Regions from separate parts of the Mus musculus genome. Here region 1 is linked to region 2. A link is a loop called in an ENCODE intact Hi-C map of the cell type or tissue named here. Cell type or tissue: left cerebral cortex. All regions are shown on one strand.

The links. Peaks named below come from ENCODE experiments on the same cell type or tissue, not always from the same donor. Only the 100,000 strongest peaks of a DNase experiment are listed, where the experiment ranks them.
Region 1: a loop joins it to region 2, with 2.9 times the contacts of the local background. A loop is called at or near these places in 4 of 42 quality-filtered maps.

Annotation. Positions count from the first base shown.
Region 1 is chr1:42,489,687-42,492,186 of GRCm38, reverse strand. No RefSeq gene overlaps it. Among named protein-coding and RNA genes, the nearest start is that of Gm36678, 63 kb to the right of the region's middle. In left cerebral cortex, a CTCF peak has its summit at 1,215; DNase peaks (open chromatin) are centred at 507 and 1,147; H3K4me3 peaks cover 690 bases; H3K27ac peaks cover 409 bases.
Region 2 is chr1:42,683,687-42,686,186 of GRCm38, reverse strand. The region is part of intron 1 of Pantr1 (POU domain, class 3, transcription factor 3 adjacent noncoding transcript 1); the gene reads left to right. It overlaps Gm46091 (predicted gene, 46091), which reads right to left and starts at 1,649. Exons shown (of 3, transcript NR_168293.1): 1 at 1,477-1,649. In left cerebral cortex, a CTCF peak has its summit at 1,214 (motif pointing left); DNase peaks (open chromatin) are centred at 586, 1,229 and 1,646; H3K4me3 peaks cover 2,043 bases; H3K27ac peaks cover 2,417 bases.

The DNA of each region.
Region 1 (2,500 bases), 190 kb after region 2:
GGCAGGGCTTCTTGCTTCTTTTCAAGGCAGGACTGGACTGGATGGGGAGGCAAAACCGACCCTCCAACTAGGGCCTTGGGGGCTCTGTGACACAGGCCCACTGCTCTATTCATCCCGCGCACCTCGGGAACCAAGCTCGGCTTCCCTCCAGGATCACCCTTGCACCCGGCTATTGTTCCTGTCGCCTGACTTCTGCTAAGCTAAGTTCCAGCAAGGTGATCTGGAAGAAACGCTGCTGGCTCCCAGGCCGCGACTCGCCTTTTCTGCGGGGACCTCGGGGCGCAGGCGTCCGTGCTTTGTGCTGGGCGCGCTGACCCGGTCGCCTGCTCTCTGCCGGGACGATTGTTCCCTCATTAGGGCGGCCTGGAGCTGCGGAAAGGCTGGCGGCCCTTTCCCACAATCACTGACAATGTGTGGCAGCAGACGTGTCGCAGAGGCGGGCGAGGAGAAATGGAGACGATGTGCCTGGCTGGAATGGGGCGCCCGAACGTTTCTTCCCACGCTGAACAGGAGATTCAAAGTTCTCATTGCCGCTGACAGTGTTGACTAAGGACTCCTTGGAAATAGATTAGGGATAGAACCTACAAACTCTCACCTCCACGAGGAGTTCCAGAGAATCAGAGACAGTGAGCAAGCCTGCAGGTGCGGCTGTGCACAGGCACCAACTGTCTGGTGCAAACAGACTGAACTCTGCCCTGTGGGAGCTGGGGGGCATCTGTGGGGCCACAGGCTGGAAAGAGCAGGCAGCTGCGAGCCAGTCCCAGGCAAGACACTTGTAAATGACCCTTTAAAAGAAGGCGTTCCTGGGAGCGCAGCTGTCAGTTCCCAGCCTGCTTCTGTAGTCAGGGATCTGTCTCCTGCCTGTCCTACTGGTAGCCCCAGTGTGGCCCTAGTGTGCTCCTGACCATACTCCCAGGTGGATCTCATCTAGGCGAGGGAGTCCCAAAGTCACTCTCTTCCACATCTCGGTTTTCTTCCTCTGGGTCAAGGCAGTGAGGACACTGAGCCAGACAGCCCTTCTGTCTCACCCCCACCTACCCAGGCCAGTCCCATTGAAAGGGCCTTCTCTAAAACTCAAATAAAGAGCACAGCTTCAGAGAGACGGAGCCCAGGCTCAAGGGGAAAGGACAAAAGCAACTATCTCTGTCTCAGCTCTTAGATGTATACAAAAGGATTCTTAGGCTGTGGAACGCTATTTGAGTTGTAATGCAATACCCGCCCACAGGGGTTGCATAGAAAGTGAATTTTGCGAAGGGTGAAGTGGGGATAGTTCTCCTTATTTTATAAATATCAGCAGCTCCTCTTATGTGAGAATGTAAAAATGTGTAACAGCTTTCTTTTTGCATTAAAAAAAAAAGTAGGTCCCCAATGGGGGAAGCGACAGCATTTAGCAGCCGATAATTTAAAATTAGGTGCCCCAATGAAAACTTGTTTAAAAAAGATTAGAGATAATGTAAACACACATTTCACCTTAAAACTTTCCCCCAAACAACACACATTTGCTTCTTTAATTGAACATAAATATGCAATGGAGGAAAACTCTTTCTATTTCAAGATGTTGTTTGTATGAAATATTGAAAGATGTTATTTGTATTTACTTTGATTACATAAAAAATTTCCAAGTACTTAGAATTACTATTATGGAAGAATGGGTGATAATTTTCAGCTCACAAAATAATGTAAATACCTTTTTTTTTTTTCAAAATACACCAAATACCTGGGGTGGCCCATTGACCCGTTTCTGATCTTGTCTGAGCTCATCCAATGGTGCTTTCATTCATCTATTAGAAACAAGAGGTTGTGAGTGATTCAAATGCAGGCAAAGATTTAGTTCAGTTATGGGCTTTTGTGTACCTCTCACTTTTAATCAGATGGCTTCCTATTGTCTGTTTGTCTTAAAATCAAATGCACGAAGCCCCTCTGTTTCAGAAATATCGTTGTCTCAATTTAAGACTCATTAGATGTCTGCTCAAGTTCATCATGACTGGGTTTTGGTGGAGAAGAGTTCTAATTTTTGGTTTTCTTGGAGTCTGTTAAATTCCCGAGCTAGTAAATCTGCACTTGATCTAGGCCCAAACATATTTTGATTGTAAATAAAAAGTCCTCTTTCACAATGACGTTCACCGTGCAGCTGGAGCCGAGTAATTTTTATACAGGTCTCAGCAATCAATAAAAAAGCCACGGGAGGAATGATTTATCTTGTTGGTTACAGAGACTGTCACCAAGAGAAATTGTAAAAGATCAATTTACACAACCTGGTGTGAGAATGCTATTGATATAACATGGTTGATCGAGTTCTGGTCGTCTGAGTGCAGGCATTGAGAAGGGAGCACTGGGCAGCCGTAGGCAGGCCAGCCAAGGTCTTAATAGACTGTGCTTCATAAAGTAGACACAGCCAATGATCACTGAGGTGGCAGGCAGGCTTGCACCCGCATTGGCTGCACTCTGATTACTTCCTTCAGTGATTGGTGTCAAGCATCCTCCCCCATCCTATTTTGCC
Region 2 (2,500 bases):
AGAGCCCTCTCTCTTTCCCTCCTTTCCACACTGCTTTTAGCTAGTTGGGTGTGAAAGAGTGTCACCCTCTTCCCAGCCATCCCCAAAGGTGTGGGCAGATTGCAAGAGTTGCGCCTGTTATTGTTTGTCAAACAGGCCCTTTCTCTTGGGAGATGGTCGAGGGGCGTGAGGCGGATCCTGGGCCAGGATTACATTAATCAAAGCATTATTTCCCCAGAGAAGTCGAACACAAATGAGAATAAATCCTAATAAAATTGGATCGCAGAAAAACGGAACACTTTGAGTAATCTGTGCTGCCTGATGAAATTCTCATATTTATAAGATGGGGTTTCTCTAAAATGTTTTCTGCACACCTCTGGCCTTGGCTTGGCTTGGGAATGCACCAGAAGTGGGGTTGGGGGGGGGGGATGCCACTTTCTCAAGCTCAGCTGAACTTCTGCAGCGAGTTGGGGACAGAGTTACTCGGGTTTGTGTATCACAAAATCTGGTCTCAGCTTTACTAAGACACTTTGCTCCGGATCTGCTCACTAGTACTTGCAGAAGTCCAGGGTCCAATTAAGCCTCGATTGATGTCCTTGTGAGGTCCCGAACTTGTTCTTTTGGGAATGTGGTTCCTTCCTTTTCATATGATCAAGATTGTAGGGTGGCCAAAACCTCGTGATTGGGGGCACGATGTCTACAGGGCATTTCCTCCTCCAGCCTAAAGCCCAGCCTGTTTCTAAGGGAGACTCAGGTCACTTAGCTTCATCAAAGAGCTTGTGTCCTGTTTGGTGACAGGCAGCGAAGCCATGGGTACAGCTTGTCCACGAGATTTCTAATACTTTCTGGCCATCCCTATGAAGCAAGGTTCATATTTCATCTTTCTGTGTCCCTCCAAGTGGTAGAAAACTTTTCTTGTCTTTCGAGGCTTTTTGAGAGAAAAGGAACAACCCCCCCCCCCCATTCCCAAACCCTTAGAGGAAATGTGAACCTGCAGAATCGCTTAGCCAGCAGACTATCTCTCCCTGCATCCTGCATCCAGGCATCTTCTAGCTACGGAGCATAGAAAACAAGCAAACAAACAAGTAAACAAAGCAAAAGGATTGCGCACTTGCGAGGTCTCTTAGATGGTGACCAATGTGACCATACCATCCCGACCCCTCCGGAAGGAGCTAGCCCTAGTGCTCTGGGGATGGCGGGCCAGTCCCGAGGGCGCCTCCGTGAGGGCGCCCTCTGCAGGCGGACTCGGAGAGGGCTCGCGCTTGTGTCCAGCGTGTTGGGTACCTCAACTGCCCGCGTGCCAGCCAGGTTCTCCCATTCGCTCACTCACAGCCCCAACCCAGGCTGTGCGACTAGGCACTTAGTGCCGCCCCCCCCCCCCAAGGCAAGTTCTCTGCAGCTGCGGGAAAGAGCAACCAAGAATGCACCCCCACCCCCAGATCCTTGCTGTCCCCTCCCGCCGCTGCACGCCCTCCACTGAAAACCCCCTTCAGCCACCTGCCCTTCGTGCTTCTTCGGTCGCGGCCCACGCGCTCCAGAGCCCGCCGTGCCTCTCTGCTCCCTTGCGGGGCTGCTCCATGAAGGACAGGGCTGTCGCCCCTTAAAGGCGGACGTCGCCCCAGAGCCTGGACAGAGACACTGCTGGGAGTAGTGTGCATGAGCACGTGTGTGCGTGTGCTAAGGCGTGTGCGTGTGAGTGAGGCGCGCGCGCGCAGGGCAGCGCGGGGCAGGGCAGGCCAGGGCAGGGCTTGGAAAGGCAGGACAGGAGGCGCAGCAGGATGCTCAATGCTAGTCGTTTTCCACCAGTGTGGGTACCTATAGTGCAGAGCTTTGAGTCCTCTGTCTGCCCCAGGCTTGTTTCCTATCCACTGTACATCTCCCTCTTTCGGTTAGGTCATCTCTGCAGATCCTCAGAGATCTCCCTTGTGGTCCCTCGTGGTCCGTGGTCCGGGGTTGTTATGGACAGCCGGCTCCACGTGAGCCAAAGTAAAGCCTAGAGGGACAATACTAGCTAACAGACAGCATCTTACAGCTTGGTCTTGCTTTAGCCTAGGGCCCATGCACTCAGAAGCCACGTTTTAGGGAGTTGAGGAGAGGTTTTCTCTCGCCTTGGTCTTAAGGACTGTGACTAAAAGGTTTTTGTTTTGTTTTGTTTTTGTTTTTTTATTTTGGAGGAATAGGGAGGAGGGCTGCAGCCCACAATCATGGTCTGTCTTGCAACGTTTCAACTTCCTGGCTCCTTTCCAGTAATGGGAAATTTTAGGAGGAAGTAAAGACACCTACCTCTTTTCAGTTCTGAAATAATGACTTCCTATTCTTCTAGTTTGTGATTTCCATAATTTCATACAAAACAGGGGCTGTCAATTATCGCTACATGAGAACAAAAGTGGACTAGTTGAAGGAAAGTTGGGACAAAATAAATTCCTCTCTTTTAAATCATTAACCAGGAACTTTTTTTTTCCCCTTTCCCTCCTGTGTCCCGTCCAGTATGTTCACATCTCAAGGGGAGACAGGGCAGGAT